Regions from separate parts of the Mus musculus genome. Here region 2 is linked to region 1. The links are chromatin loops, found by intact Hi-C in ENCODE. Cell type or tissue: heart. All regions are shown on one strand.

What was found. Hi-C counts contacts between places; a loop is a spot of excess contacts. Peaks named below come from ENCODE experiments on the same cell type or tissue, not always from the same donor. Only the 100,000 strongest peaks of a DNase experiment are listed, where the experiment ranks them.
Region 2: it touches region 1 in a loop (2.2-fold over the local background); 3 of 42 quality-filtered maps call a loop at or near these places.

What each region holds. Positions count from the first base shown.
Region 1 is chr10:14,085,220-14,093,219 of GRCm38, forward strand. All of the region lies in intron 2 of Hivep2 (human immunodeficiency virus type I enhancer binding protein 2), which reads left to right. Among named protein-coding and RNA genes, the nearest start is that of Gm51759, 38 kb to the right of the region's middle. In heart, a CTCF peak has its summit at 4,422 (motif pointing left); DNase peaks (open chromatin) are centred at 362 and 1,132.
Region 2 is chr10:13,978,113-13,986,112 of GRCm38, forward strand. All of the region lies in intron 1 of Hivep2 (human immunodeficiency virus type I enhancer binding protein 2), which reads left to right. Among named protein-coding and RNA genes, the nearest start is that of Hivep2, 16 kb to the left of the region's middle. In heart, a CTCF peak has its summit at 4,785; DNase peaks (open chromatin) are centred at 4,979 and 5,719; H3K4me3 peaks cover 1,238 bases; H3K27ac peaks cover 1,744 bases.

The DNA.
Region 1 (8,000 bases):
CTGCCCGAGAAGCCAAACTTGCTTGAACCAGTCACCCAGATGGCCAGACTGGGTGGCGAACCTGCCTTAACGATGCTCGGCGGTTGACACGTGGGGCTGTGAGGTGTGCTGCTCCCTCGTCTGTGCCAGGCATGCAGAGCGTGTTCTTTGATGGGGTGAGACAGATGGTACCCTGCAATCTAAAATGATGAGGCAGGAAAGAAAAGTTGAAAAAAAAAGTAGAGAAAGGGCATTTGATTTTCTAATTCACATTTCGGAAGTGAATTCGAGCCTCTGTGATTGACTAACACATGCAGTGTTGCTCTAAGACATGAATCCATTAGCGTCTGTTTGAACAGATCTGAGTAATCGGCAGGAAGCAAGCTTTTCCTTCATGGCTACTGTCCCAAATTTCATGGGGTTGCCTCCAGATCCAGATTTGGGCCCTTGAAAGACAGCGCAGATCAATCTAGATTTTCAGAGTAACACATCCCATACCACCCATCTCAACCAACAGAGGACAAAGGGCTGACTTTCATTTTCATGCTAGAATATATATTTAGATATTTCTACACATACATGTATCAATAGGAGTGGGGGGGGGGGGTACAAGTGCCTGGCGAAGTAGCCATGATAAGGATAATTAATCAGTCTTCATACAGCTGCTTCCTGACATTTCTGCAAATCGTTGTGGAAAAATTAATGAAGGTTAAATCAGTAATGGTTTCAAGCTTGGCCAGTGGAAAGTATGACACTGTTTCCATCAGCAAGTAAGTTGGGCTGCTTTTTTTTTTTTTTTTTTTCTTTCTTTCTATAGGGGAAGTGGTTTGCTGTGCATTCTTCACAGGAACTGGAAAGGCGCAGCTGGCCTGTGTGTGCTGCAGGTATGCAGGAGCATTCTGGGAGTGCTCCACTGACTGCCTTTGATCGACGGCACTGACTTGCCTCTTGTGCCGCTTGTAGAACAGGAATATTCTTTCTACAAGTTTTATTTGAAAGATCCAGTGAGAACGCAGGCCTTCTGTTGGCCTGCCATCCAGAGAGGCCGATGCTCTGTGAATGTGAACTTTAGGAGGTAGAGTGTGGAATTTATGACAAACAGAAAGTGAAACTCACCTCGTCCAGTTTATTTTTCAAGCTGAAGGTGGTTCAGCACAAGCCCAGTTCACATCCTGCGTAACCCTATGGGATTTCCCCAGCAGTAGTTAAAAATTTTCCCATAGGGTCACACAGGATGTGAATTAAGTAAACACTTAACAGGCACGATGAAAGGAAATCAGCTTTCTAAATGGTCCTTTCACTGTTAGCATCCTGTCCTTATTAGAAACCTGGGTAAGGGCCACGCAAGTGTCTCTTTCTCAAGCCATGACATTATTAATTGAATGTATTAATCTTCTTTGTTACATAAGACATGCATTTTCTTATAGAAGAAACGGAATCTCTCATGGGCATTTTTCATGTGTGTTTGACTTGTATGTGTGGGGGCTGGTTGTATATATGAGTGTGTCCGTTTGCATTGAGGCCAGAAAGCAACCTCAAGTGTCATACATACACCTTATCTTTTTGAGGCAGGGTCTCTCGTGGACACTATGCCATGTCTCTTTAGCTGTCTTCTTCAGTGTCACCTTCAAGTGGTGGCAGTAGAGGAAAATCAAGCTCTATAGCCTGGCAAATAACCCAGGCCCAGTACATCTTTATTACCATCTATTAAATACATCTATCTATATTATTTATATCAGTATTATCTATCTATCTATCTATCTATCTATCTATCTATCTATCTATCTATCTATCTATCTATCTAATTATGAGGTACAGATGAATAGATAGATGAAAGTTATATAGATATAATTTTGATCTACCTATTATGTCCTCATCTGTGCTTTGAGATCTAATTTAAATGTCACTTCTTAATATACCTTTTTTTTTTTTTTTTGTGCAGTTCCTCCGGGTACCTAAAACATACACATTTTGCCCATGGTGTTCCTCTACTGGTTTAGATAATTCTTTACTCTTAAATTATGTTAGCTCTCACCATTCACATGGAAAAGTGTGAATTTAGTGATCTTACACTTATTGGTAAAGTTTTATTTCTCTTTTTGTAAGACACACTCAACATAAAGTCCAGCTTAGTACTAAAGATACTGTGCACTTCCTGTACACAATGCTGGGAAGGGGCCAGCGTTTGCTGGAAGTGGAAGAATTTAGGTCTGACCCTGGGGTTGTTACTACATGGTAACTGCCTGTCATCTCTGAATGAACAAAGCATTACTCTACAGGGAAAGTGAAATAAGTAAGAATGGGGTTCTGAAAGTGTGCTTTCTACCACCGAGCCGCAGCCAAGCGTTTTTGTGGGAAGGGGTGGAGGTGTATACATGTATGTGTGCATGCTTATGTGCAGCCCGAAGACAATCTTTCATTTCTCACTGCCATTTACCTGGCTTTTTCCAGTTAAGGTTTCCACCGAGGTTAGGACCTTCGGTGTAACTGATTCTCTTAGACTTACTGACTAGCAATTCCAGAGAGTCTCCTGTCTTTGCTAACACTGTGAGTTTTTTATATGAGTTCTGGGGAATAAATTTAGGTTCCCATGCTTGTATAATAAGCACTTTACACACTGAGCTATCTACCCGGGCCCAAGTGTGCTTTTTTTTTTTTTTTTTTTTGTTAAGCTCTAGCCACTACTGTCATAGTACCTTATTTAGAATTTTCCAGTTGGCTAATTACCAAGCGATCTTTAAAGGCAGGCACTGTTAGGTTTCTGAAACATATAGACCATCTGAGTCTCAGGAGAAAATTCAGGTTTTCTCCAGAGGTAAGTTCATGCTTTCGTTTTACTACGACGGAATGTCTTTTGAAGGTCACACAGATCCACTTGCTCTGGGATTGTTGATTTCCTTCAAGGGTAGAGGCAGTACTCTTCAGCTCCATTCCACAAGGACCTCCTCTTGAGCTGCTCAGGCCTGACTCATTCAGCAGACCCCAATCCTCTTCCTGTTTGCCCATCATTCGCCCTCCCCATCTCCTCACCTCTTCCCCACCCTTCCCCTTTTCTTTCTCCATATTCCTTGATGCCACTGAGAAAAAAAAGTAGGGAATTTAAATAAACATTTATCTAGAATCAGATTGCCTTAATCTCTGATGGCAGCCAATTCTTTTCTTTGCTGTTGTAGACTGATTGTTTCCAAGCAGTAAATTATGATTTAGAGTCCTGAGCACGAGAGACTTTGAACCAAGGAAGCTTCCGAGGAGGGTAAAGTGTCTACTGTTGTTGGAGGTCTTAGATCCAGTTTGTGTGGTATAAATGGCAAGTTAGTGTAAGAGAGAAAAATGCAGGGGGTAATGGATAGTATTGGACGACCTGGGTCTTTGAGAGAGAGAAGCCGTCTGCCCTAATATGCAGAGTGCTAGAAAACCATGAACACCACATGGGAAGAGGTGGTGTGTAGGAAGAGCATAGTGCGGTGGGAAGGTCTTCATAAATGAGGCTGGAAATCTGGACAGGTGCTAAGAGTGTGGAGTGAACTGGAGATTGTCAACAATTGAAAGGGGATATGATTACAGAGGCTTGTGCCTATGCAATGTAATTAAAGAAGTTAATTAAGGAAATTCAAGAAAGAAACAAAACAAAACAAAACAAAACAAAACAAAACAAAACAAAACAAAACAAAACTACATGCTGGTCATGGCCGAACTGAAGGCAAATAAGAGCAGAGTTGGAGACTTTGCTCATTAAATCATTGTCGTGAGCCCCTGGCTCTCCTGAGATGCATAACTGTTGTTGAACTCAGGCATTTCCAAGCCTCATCTCTGCCTGTCAGAGTTTTCAAGCCCTAATTTACATCTACCAGCTGCATAAGTGTTTCCTTCTCAACCCCAGCTCATAGCAGCCTCTCCTTTACTGTGCTTGGATAGTATTATTATAAATGCAACGGCACTCAACTTGATCTTCAAGGCTATAATTTACATTTTCATCTGCATGCATACTTGTCTTCCAAAAGAGATACCAGACTGATGTAGAATATGAATATATATGTATAGTCACACACACACACATACACACACACACACACACACACACACACACACACTTATATAAAGCAGGTAAAAAGACCTCAATGTATGTACTATGATATAAAGGAAGATTTTGCCTTCCCTATGTCATCGTGGGATTACTAGATGGGACAATGGGGAAGAAGTATAAAACACTGTCCTTAATCTTCATTTAAGATGAAGATAATTGAGTTAGGTATTTTGTTCAGAAGATTAGCAGTACGATAAAGGTTTGGGATTAAATAAGGAATGTTTTGGGATTCTCAATTTTCTTAAAGAAGATTATGCGTGTACCCGATAAGTTTGCCACCACTTATTAGGCACTTATTAGGGTTTACAGTTATTGTGCATTTAGAGGTCAGAGGACAGTTCTCAGGAGTCAGTTCTCTCCTGCCACCTTGTGGGATGCAGCGATCCAACTCAGATCAGCGGAACTGTCTGTGAAGGCTTTCTCCGCAGAGCCTTCCCATTGGTGCCTCCATTGTGTTATAGCAGGACACACTGAGTCTGAAAACCTATCCCTTCCTTGCACACTCTCTTCCCTGCAGGCCAGAGCGCTAACCACTGCCGCGCTGCAGCAACATGGACACGTTTCCATCCTCACTGATCAGTGTGCCACTGTCTTTGGCTTTTCTCTGTGAACTATTTTTTCCTATTAGTGTTTTCTTTGCTCTATCTGTTTGGGTTTTCAATGAGCACACATAGTGATGGGTTTATTGCTAGTACTTTGTATGTAGTTTCTTTTGGTTGATCTTCCTTTCCCGCCCAGCCCCTCTAACCTCTGTCCATTCCAGGTTACATGCGTCCTACTACCCTTTCCTCCAACTCTTCCTTAAAGCTACTTTATTCCCGCTCTTGATCACCTTTCTAGTGTCATGAACTCCCCCCCCCCACACACACACATAAACGCATACTATAAAGATTAAAAGCCAAGACCCATGAGAAAGAGTATACAGTGTCTGTCTTTCTGAGTCTAGGTTACCTGACTCAATATAATAACTTACAGTGCTAAAGCCGGCGAAAAGCCTCAGTCAGGAATGTGCCAACAATGCAAGCATGCACTCTTGTAAAACCAGCCCTGTAAAAGCTGGACAGATTGGCACTTGTCTGTAACCTCCGTACTGGGTTGTGCAGAGATGGGTGGATACCTGGAGCTCATGGGTCAGGAAGCCTAGCTGATAGAGTAAGCTTCAGGTTCAATGGGAGAACCTGTCTCCAAAATTAACATGGATAATGACTAAGGAAGACACCAGTTGTACTCTGGTTTGTACACCTGTGTACCTATAAATGCACATGCATCCACACAAACCTGTAAATGCAACTCCCCCACCCCTGCCACACACACATAAATAAATAAAATAAATAAATAAATAAATAAATGGAAAGTAATAATTTCCCTATAAATTTCTCTTCAGATAGCTGAATTAAATTCTATTGTGTATATCTATAGTACATTCTCATTATTAATTTATCAGTTGATCCAGACTGATTCTTTGTCTTTCCGTTCTGAGTAAAACAGAAATAAACATGGATGTGCGAATTTCCTGTGGTGGAGTCCTTTACCAGCATTTTCAGACGTGGCACATCTGGGTTGCCTAGTGGATCTCTTCTTACGTGTATTTTGTTGGCTTTTTTTTTTTTTTTTGGTCTTGTTTTTAAGAAATCTCTTCTGATTTCTGTAGTGGCTGTGCCTCCAGTTAATTCTCCCACCAGCAGTGACTAAGAGTTCCTTTTTTACCATAGCATCATTTTTTTTTTTTAATTAAAAAAAGGAATGTATGTATATGGGTGTTTTGCTTGCATGCATGTTTGTGTAGCATGTGCATATATGGTTCCTATGGAGACAAAAAGAGGACATTAGGTCCCCTGGATCTGGAGTTACAAACAGTTGTGAGCCACTACATTGGTGCAAGCAGTTGAATCCAGGTCCTCTGGAAGATTTCTTAACTTCCAAGTGCTCCCGACCACTGAGCTGTATCTCCAGCTCCATCATGCTTTTTGTTTGTTTGGCTTTGTGTTTTTTGTTATTGGAGGTGAGTGTGTTTTTTTTTTTTTTTTATCCTAGTATTTCTGATTGTGCTGAGAGGGATTTCAATGTTGTTTTAAATTTTAATTTGTATTTTCTTGAAGCCTAAAGATGTTTAATACTCTTTAAAATGTCAGTCATTTGTGTCTATGTCTCTCTCTTTGTGTCTGTGTGTGTCTTTGTTTATGTCTGTTTATGTGTCTGTCTGGCTGTCTCTCTCTTTCCCCTGTATCTGTGACTATGTGTGTCTCCATGTGTGTGTGTGTGTGCACGTGCGCGTGCGCGCGTGTGCATGTGTGTGTCAACATTGGTGTGTATGTCTGTTTGTATTCCTCTCTGTCTGTGTGTGTATATGTGTGTGCCTGTCTCTCTGTGTCTGTTTCTGTGTCTCTCTGGGTATTTGGTTCTTTTTATATTCTAGCTATTAACACCCTGCCTGAAGTGTACCTGGTAAAGATTTTCTACTTGCTGTAGTGTATCTGTTTATTTTGCTGTAGAGAAGCATTGTCATTCTTTTTGTAATCCCATTTGTCATTGCAGTCCTTTCAGAAAATGCTCACCTATTCCTGGAATTGTTCTTAGTTTTCCTCCAGGAGTTTCAGCACTTAAGGTTTTAAAATAAATTCTCAGCCTTGTTTAGAATTGGAATATGAGTGTGTCTGATTTTTTGTGTGTGCAAATAGATACTCAACTTGGCTGGTACCATGGGTAGAATAGGCTGCTTTTTCCCAGTGTATTATATATTTGACATCTTTGTCAAACCATGCGAGAGGAAAAAGCAGTTTTTGAGGAAAGAGAGTGGAGAGAGTGATCAGTGCTGTGGCACGAGAGTGGAAAGGAGGTTAACCCCGGGTAGAGGTGCACAGCCTGAAACAGGAGGGTGAGTAGGGGAAGGATTAAACCAAAGCAAAGTGCACACGGCATTTTTGTCAGCTACTAGTTAGCCATAGCTGTGGGCTTATTTCTAGATAGAACTGTTCCATCAGTCTACGTGTGTCTCTTTTTGTGTCAGTACTATGGTGGCTTTGTCACTATGGCTCTGTAGTATAATTTAGAGTCTAGTATAGTGATAATACCAGCTGTGTTCTTTGTCACTATGGCTGTGTAGTATAATTTGGAGTTTAATATAGTAATAATACCAGCAGCTTTGCTATGACTTGAATGTGTCCTTTCAGAAGCAATGTGTTAGAAACCTAGTCCTCAGTTCCACATTATTTGGAGGCAGGACCTAATGGCAGTATATGAGACCATAAGAGATTTGCTGTGTTGAGTGGATACTGCTGTTATTATAGACGTGGAGTCATTATTAAAGGAGTGAGATCCTTATCGAAGGATGAGTGTGCTTCTTTCTCTCTGTCTCTCTGTCTTTGTCTCCCTCTCTCTGTTTCTGTCTCTCTGTGTGTCTCTGTCTCTCTCTTTCTTACACACACACACACACACACACACACACACACACACACACACACACACACTTGAACCAATGTTGCAGCAAGAAAGCCTTCACCAGATTCCAATGTCTTGATCTTAAACTTTGCAGCTGCTAGAACTGAGAGCTACTGTTTTTGTTACCAGAAATGACTTCTTTGCCCATCTCACTCTTCCTCCTCACAAAGTTATCAGTTCTTAAGTGATGCCCGTGTTTATTTGTCCCCAGAATGCACTTGTTCCTTTGTCTTCTCTGCTATAAGCATTCTGGCCATTGCTGTTTTCCGGTGTCTCTTGTAGGTGAGCCTTCCACATGTGCTTCAGGGAAGGTGGCTGGTCAACTCTTCTATACAGTGTGTCTTGTACTTCCCTGAGCCCTCTCCCCATCACCCATTCATGTCTGCTCTTACTGGTTTGTCCTCACCTGACTGTACATGTATAAAAATAGTTTTCATTTACCTGACCCTAGATTATCGTGTTTGATGACTGTTTCTTTCTGTTGTTGTTTGCAGAAATC
Region 2 (8,000 bases), 110 kb before region 1:
AGAATAAATTTGCCCATTGTCTGGCAGACATTGCTACAGTTATTTAGGTGATAATGGTCACCTTATTTATTCTCTTTTTCTTCACCCAGGCTAAATATTTCTAGTTGTTGTACCTTATAGGATGTGTTCATTTTCATTATTTTGTCCGGGATTGGATTGTTCATGTTTGAAACTGACTCCAGGCTGGTGTTTTGCATTGATTTCGTTTTAAAATCAGATCTCAAAAATAAGTTGCTCAATTTCCTTTAGTCTTCAGAAGATGGCCCCAACTGGTTCAGAAATGTATTATAAAAAGGGCCTATGCTTGTTAAGATTTTATAGATAGCTTATCTAGAGCTGAGGTACCTTGTATAGTCATAAGGTTCAAGCAGATTTGAGCAAGAATAGCTCTAGTATACTTAAGATGAGTGGGAAAATAATGTGTGATATAAATATGATCTGGTAGAAAATAGAGCGTTTCATTGCCGTCCTCAAACCCTGTATGCTCTAGCTTGCTTCAGAAAAGAAAGGAAAGGAAGCTATTTTTAAAAGAGACTGGTGAAGTACCAGCAGAGAGGCCGAAATGATACATTAACAAGGTGCAGAATAACCCTTGGTGGAGGATGCGGGAGAGATTTCTTGGAAGAAGGGGATGCTTGAGTGAGGCCTTGATTTGACAGGCATAAACACCACAGTACAGGGAAGCGCCAGCAGTCAGCAGTGTGCTCAGAAAGGCCCTGCTTTGAGGACAGCATCAAATGCTTATATGCAGGCTGAAAAGAGACCTGAAGACAGTTCTCTCAAGAGCCTGCATTCCACTACCCCAAACCATAGGAAGGGAGAGCTATACTGGGCCAGAGTTTGATCCTCATAACTTGGCAAGCACAGTTGAAAAAGGTGCAACCAATAAACGGGCGAAAGGAAGGTATCTAGAAATTCCTATGCAGGAAATCCGATTGCGTTTATAAATAGCAGGACATGAAAGACACTGGTTCTGTGTCGGCTTGCCATTAGAATATACTGCCTGTCTTGAAATGGGGTGGCTGTCTCAAAATAATGACTTCAGTTTTAAAGGCAGAGAGGTGGATGATGGATCCTTTGATGTCCACTCTGGTGTAAGTCAGGCCTGCCCCTTTGCACTTCCCTACCTCTGAAACATACCAATGGCATGCTCAGATTAATTTATTATCTCTTTAAGATAAGGTAAACTAATGTTTTCTGCTCATTAAAAATGAGGATGCAGAATATTGGAAGAATTTCATGCATGCACATTAATCGTGTGACCCCCCCCCCCAATACAGTGCAGTATAATATGTAGCTCTTTTTGCATCTTTGCAACAACCTTAAAATATTATGACTTAAACTCTGCACTACCTATGGTGTCTACTGGAAAACTAGTTTGAATTTACCTGCTTACATTGCTTAGTAGATAAGATGAATAGCCAGGGAAGTCGATATTTAAGCAGGCATGCATGTCATAGAACAAATGAATCTATATTGAAAAATGATATATTAGCCTCATAATAGAGTTAGTGACTCTATATTACTGGAGTTGAGAGTTCTCATTTCCTGAATAGGTACTTTGAGTTTAGATTTCTTAATGATTATGGAGATTATCCTGTTTGAACTTTCTTCACATTTTTAGCTTTTGGAGAAGTGTACTCTGCGTGGGGATAGTGTAAACACCACGTAGTATATGTGTCATTAATTTTCAGGATTCGTTCAGTGTGTGTGAGGATACCAATGTTCAACCATTATTATAGTTTAGGTTTAGCTATAATTTAAATTTTATTAGCATGTATAAAATAAATTATAATTAAAAGTTACCGTTCTGAAATGTTAAATGGCGGCTGACGAAGGAGGTGAGCTGTCACACACTGGTGTGCTTCTTAACCCTGTCACTAATTGAACATATATTAACAGCTTTCTAGAGCTGTAAGGTCTGAAGGGATGGTGGTGGACCCTCATCCTGGTACCACTGAGCCGGGAGACAAATGGTGCTTGGACACCTTGTAGTCCTGGGGGACTAAGTCACACCTGCTTTAGTTTGCCTTGCTACCTACCCTGTTTCTAAAGAGAAGGTGTGAAATCAGTTATCCCGTACAGTATCTTTGTATTTCCCATTCATTTGTTCTTTTTCATGTAGCAGAAAAAGCACCTTGAACCAGAAGACGCCATAGTTCAATATTATGGTCTGTGTTCACAATTAATATGTTTATTCACAAGTTGATATGCTTTATTGCTGCTATACTGGTCTTTCTATCTTCAGTCTGTGCTAAACTTATAATAGTATTACTTTCATTTAGTCCATAATTAGGATTATAAAACAGGAGAATTTTTAACCATCCCCTTTGTTCTTTCCAGAGTCATCATCAGGAACATAATATAAACCAGAGAGCATGAGGCTTGAATAAAATCTTCACTGACCCTAGATAGTATTTGGGCAGTCACTTGTAACTTATGGCTTGTTAATTTTATACCAGTGACATGATTTGAAAGAGTAAGTAACAATCCGCACTCATAAAAAGAAAAAAGAAAAACAAAAGAAATGTTTAGGGCAGACTTACTCAATAAAACAACACTTGAGATGGGGGTACGTGTTGAAACTCCTAGGAGAGGGATCACTCAGGAGACGGACAAAACACGGAAGGTTTTCATGGGATCGGATACATTAGGCTCCCTCCCCTATGCAAGGATGGATGCTTCGACACTGTTGGGATTTAAACGTTGCTGTGTGTGTATCTCTGTCTGTGTCTGGAGAATGACTCTGTGGTTAAGAGCACCTATTGCTCTTGCAGAGAACTTTGGTTTGGTTCCCAGCACCCTCGTGGTGGCTCACAACCATCCCTAATCTACTTGCAGGGCATCCGGTGCCTTTTTCTGACCCGTGGTTACTGTATGCATGCGGTGCAGACAAAATACCCATACATATAAAGATAAAATGAATCGAAAACTTACTTTATAAGTTGTTGTGTCCATGCTAAGGAAACAAGGAATTTGGAATGATTATCTCTTAGACCCTGCCAAGAGTCACTGTAAGGCATCGCCTCCCTGAAGCAGAGCAGAGGTAACATAGAGCATAGTTCAGGTCTTTACAAGTCTGTTGGCTCCCCAGCTGAGTGGACATTTAAATACTCAGAGCTTATTTCTGACTGACAGTTTAATTATGTGCTGAGTAAATGGAATATTTTAATATTATGTAAATTATACGCAAATTTAAACTGATGATGCAAAAACCCTACTTTTTTCTTAGGGTGTTAAGGTGAAAAGACAAGAGTGGTCAAAGACACATTGGTTTTGGGTCACTATAATGGCATCCTTTGATATTGCCTTAGACAGTGAGGATTGAATATGGCAGTTGACATTCATCAGATTCCATGTTTATGCCCATTTAGCATAAAAAAATTAGTACCCTTTAACAAAGGGAAGGTGGTGGATCTGACTTGCAGCTCAGCTGGTGGAGACTGTACCTGGTTTGATCCCTGCATCGCAATGGTACATACCTATTATCTCAACACTAAAAAGCTAGAGGCAGGAGGATCACAAGTTTTAGGTCACCTAGCTAGAGAAGTTGTTTCTTAAATAATGTATACAGAACCCTAAATATGTTTAAAAAATCATGTCTTAGATCAGCTTAAGGTTCATAGCAAATTGAGCAGATAGATATTTCTCATTCAGCTTACCTGTGTGTATACTGCTGCCTCCCCGCTTCAGTTAGTGAGGAAGACCTGCTACTCCAAAGATTTATATTGAGAAATTACCATTGCTGAAGGTCATCATGTAAGGCTGTAAATGTCTCTTATCATGTCCTGCGAAACACTGCATAGTTGAAATGTTAGAGACGGTGGTTCAGTGCCTTCATACTGGTTTGTCATGAGAACAGAAGTTATCATTTTTTCTTGTAATTAACAATCTATCTCATTAGCAAACTGAAAGGAAACTATTTCAGTTTTTATTTCATAATAATTATACAATACCTTATGGTCTTATTTTTAACCACTGTTAACCTTAACCCACTGACTTGTAGAATTACCCAGGGTTATCATGGTTATGGCTTGAAACGAAATACAAGTCTGGAAATTGAGGCTAAAGAAAAAAAAAAATCAGTGGCTTAAAAACTATAAATCGATCATTTTTCCCTTAAAATATTTTGGTCCTGTTTTTTGTTGTTATTATCCAGGGTAAGAGCAAGACCAAATAGATCTTAGGAGACTTTTAAGAAATAAATTACGAGCATTAAAGACCTCAGTAGGTGGAAGTTTATGCTGTGCAGTGGGTATTTAATGAGAACATAGCATTTCCTGTTTGTCTTCGACTTCATTGGAGGTGCGCAGTATGGAAATCAGCTTTCATTTCTGCCATGTGTCAGTTGTTTAAGGAATCAATATTGGAGATAAAAAGTGGGGCTCGAGGGGAGGAAGGGGGAGGGCAGGCAACTTTTGATGCTTTAAAAGATTCCTGGTAGCCAGGTGTGGTGGCGGACGCCTTTAATCCCAGCACTTGGGAGGCAGAGGCAGGTGGATTTCTGAGTTTGAGGCCAGCCTGGTCTACAAAGTGAGTTCCAGAACAGCCAGGGCTATACAGAGAAACCCTGTCTCGAAAAACAAAACAAAACAAAACAAAACAAACAAAAAAAAGATTCCTGGTAGAGAGTCCTATTAGGGAAACTGCAATCAGGATCGGGCAAGGAAAGTGCTTCTTCAGCCTCTGAAGATGCATGCCTCTTCTTGCTGGGGCCGGGCGGGGGTTGGTGGGCGGGAGTTGAGTCCTGCAGGACCGTAAGGCGTCAGGTGGCCTCTTGTGGGACTGCAGACCCGGGAGGCGCAGCGTTGCAGCGGGAGTCTCAGCGCACGCCCCCGCCTGCGAGCCCCCGCCCTGCCGGCAGCTGACCTTTGGCCCAGGGGCGGCCATCCGAAGGCGCTGACTGCGATGACGTCTCCCTGGCTGTCAGTGCACAACAGGAAATGCTCTCCGCCTCCCCACTTCCTGCCTGGAGAAAGTGGGGCTCGCTGCTCTAGCAGCCGGCCTAGTTTCGGGGCCCATGCGGAGCACCCTGGTTGCGCAAGGGCTCTGGGTGCAAGGCCTGGCAGGGGCTGCCTGGGCGGAAAGCCAGGGTGAGCACTGGCCGCGGACCGCCCAGCCTGGGGACCCCGAGCATCCGGAGGGGTCCCGGAAAGGAGGCCCCAGTGCTGAATAATGCTGACCTCACAGGGCCTCTGTTGATTCTCTGTTGTAAAGCCCTGACAGGAAGCCTCCTCTTTAACCCTCCTTCCAAAGGCCACCTTTGACTTTGTTGTGGAAATACTGACAAGGGCATCTGGGGCAAAACCTAAATATCAGGCCTGGGGACCCTGCAGGACAGACCCCTTCATAGTCATTTAAGCCATTGTTTAGGTAAAGTGAGGTTTTCTTTTCTTTCTGTGTGTTTTTTTTTTTTAAATATGAACCATTTTGCAAACTTAGGACAGTAATACATCAGTAGCTGTGGATGTATTATCTCGAATTTGCAGATATTTTGCTGATCTCTTTCTCCCTGGTAGACTTCAAACAACGGAAACCAAAGCACGTCAACCTAGGCTTATTAATAAGACATGTTTACATAACCCTTGAAACTGCATTTTAGAACGATATACAATCTATAATTTAGTACCGCGGATGCCCGTGTCGCGCATGCTTGCCAGTACGATAAAGGGAAGAGCCGTCAGCTAAGCAAGCATTGTGCTTATTTCCCTGGCTGACTCATGAATAGGCTTTGTCATGGGAGACTGTTCTTCTGGCCACACGGCCAAAATGCCAAAGTTCACTGGGAGGTCTACTGAGGTTTCTTATGTCAAACACTTGACAGAGTTTTAGTTAGATGAAAATACTGTGTAGTAGTTTCTATTAAACCCCAGGAATATTGTGGAACACGCACTTTACTCTCTGTGTTCTGCTACACTGACCTATGCTTTTGAAAGCGTAGCTTAAATGTCCTCACATGATTAGCCCATGTGTGTAGCATATGATGTCATTAGCCTTGGGAACTGTCAACTGATTTATGCAGTGAAGAACTTTAAGGCTATTTGAGAAGAGTTTTAAGTAAGACCTGTGGGTCTTGAAATCATGTCTTTGGTTTGTTTGTTTGCTTGCTTGCTTGTTTTTTTCTTTCTGGTGTGTATCTGTGGGAGGATAGTTTTGTTTCTTTTGAACTTCTACAGATTATAGAAGGCTACTCAGGGAAATAAACTTGGAGCATAAAAATCAGGGCAAGTTGTAGTTGAGGGGGGCTGACATCATTGTGTAGGCATTACCACATGCTAGCACACCTTATCAAACACAGAGCCTAAAGAATGTTAGGCAAGCTTGCTACCACTCAGCTGCACCCATGATGCAATCTTGATTGTTTAACAATTTGAAGAGCAAACAAGACCATGGGAATTAAAATCTCAGTGGAATAGAAGAATGTTACATTAGTAAAAGATTAAATTTGGGAGGTGATTTTCTTGTCCTTGTACTGACATAGGCAGGAGGTACATTGGATGTCCTGTAAACTATTGAAGTACATGTGAATTTCATCTTTGAGGTTACACTATGTTTGAGCCCATTGTCCATTGCTTTTCTGTATGATTTAACCACTTCTAAATCCAGCTTGTCCGTGTATGACATTAGCATTATGCAGATATTTATTTAGTAGTCGATTAATAAGGATCAATTACTCCAGATTTGAATTAACAATAATCTCCAGTTTTTATGCACCTTCTTGTTCGAGGTGCTAAGTAGGATCCTTAGACTCATTAACTAAATCTCATAATTGTCAGGAGAGTAACATACACTTGTGTGAAAACCATTTTATGAGGAGCCCTTCTGAGTGGTACCAAATTAGAATTTTTATAATATTTATCCAAACCAACATTTGATCTATATTTGTGGCTCAAATATATGTGCTTCATTTCATCCATGAATAGATATGCCTAGTTTGGAGGAAATACTTTTTTTTTAAAAAAAGATTGTATGTATGTATGTTTGTATGTATGTATGTATGTATGTATGTATGTATGTATGTATGTATATGAATACACTGTAGCTGTCTTCAGACACACCAGAAGAGGGCATCGGATCCCATTACAGATGGTTGTGAGCCACCCTGTGGTTGCTGGGAATTGAACTCAGGAGCTCTGGAAGAGCAGTCAGTGCTCTTAACCACTAAGCCATCTCTCCAGCCAGAGGAAATACTTTCTATGGTGCAGAAAGCTCACATGCCTTCATAGAGCTGCCTGACAGCTCCCCCGAGAGCAATAGAAGATGTCTTTTCAACTCTAAGCTGGGAAGTTACATTCTTGGAGGGAAATAAAATAAATAATAAAAAATAAATCATAAAAACACTGCAGAAGAACTTAGAATTATAATTTGAAACATTTTTAAAACGTAATTAAAGCTTCTTTAAGTGATTTATTGGAACACTTTTATTTTCTTATACAAAGGGTTTGCTCTCTACTGTACCTAAGGAACCTTGCAATCAGGGCTGAGTTTGCTCCGTCCTCGCATTATCGCCGATGCCTCCAGCCATGCCCCACCCTGAGCTCTGGCTCCATGTACAGGCGCTGAATGGAGGAGCAGTAGGAGAAAAATGTTGTGGTCATCTCTCGGGTGTCAGATGCATTTTACATTCCTGGCCAAGTTTCAGCATTCTCTTTGTCAAGTAATTTTAAATTCAGCAACAACGAAACAATACCTGAGCTTCTGAAAATGAAATGTAAGCATAATAGGTGCACAATAAATGTTTATTAAATGGAAGTACTGAGAGACACAGGATGCTTGGCAGTCCTGCAGGCCTGGTGCTCCACTTACTGTGTTAGTCATTGACAAACTGCTTTTCATCTAATGAGAGTCTTTAAAAAAAAATTGCATCACCCTATTGATTTACAAGAGGAGACATTTTAGGGGGAGGTGGCAAGCAGCCCACTTGATGCAGAATGATTTTCACCAGCACTTAACCTGTAGGCTCTACTTATCAGTCTGAGATCTGAAGTGCCTTTAAGAGT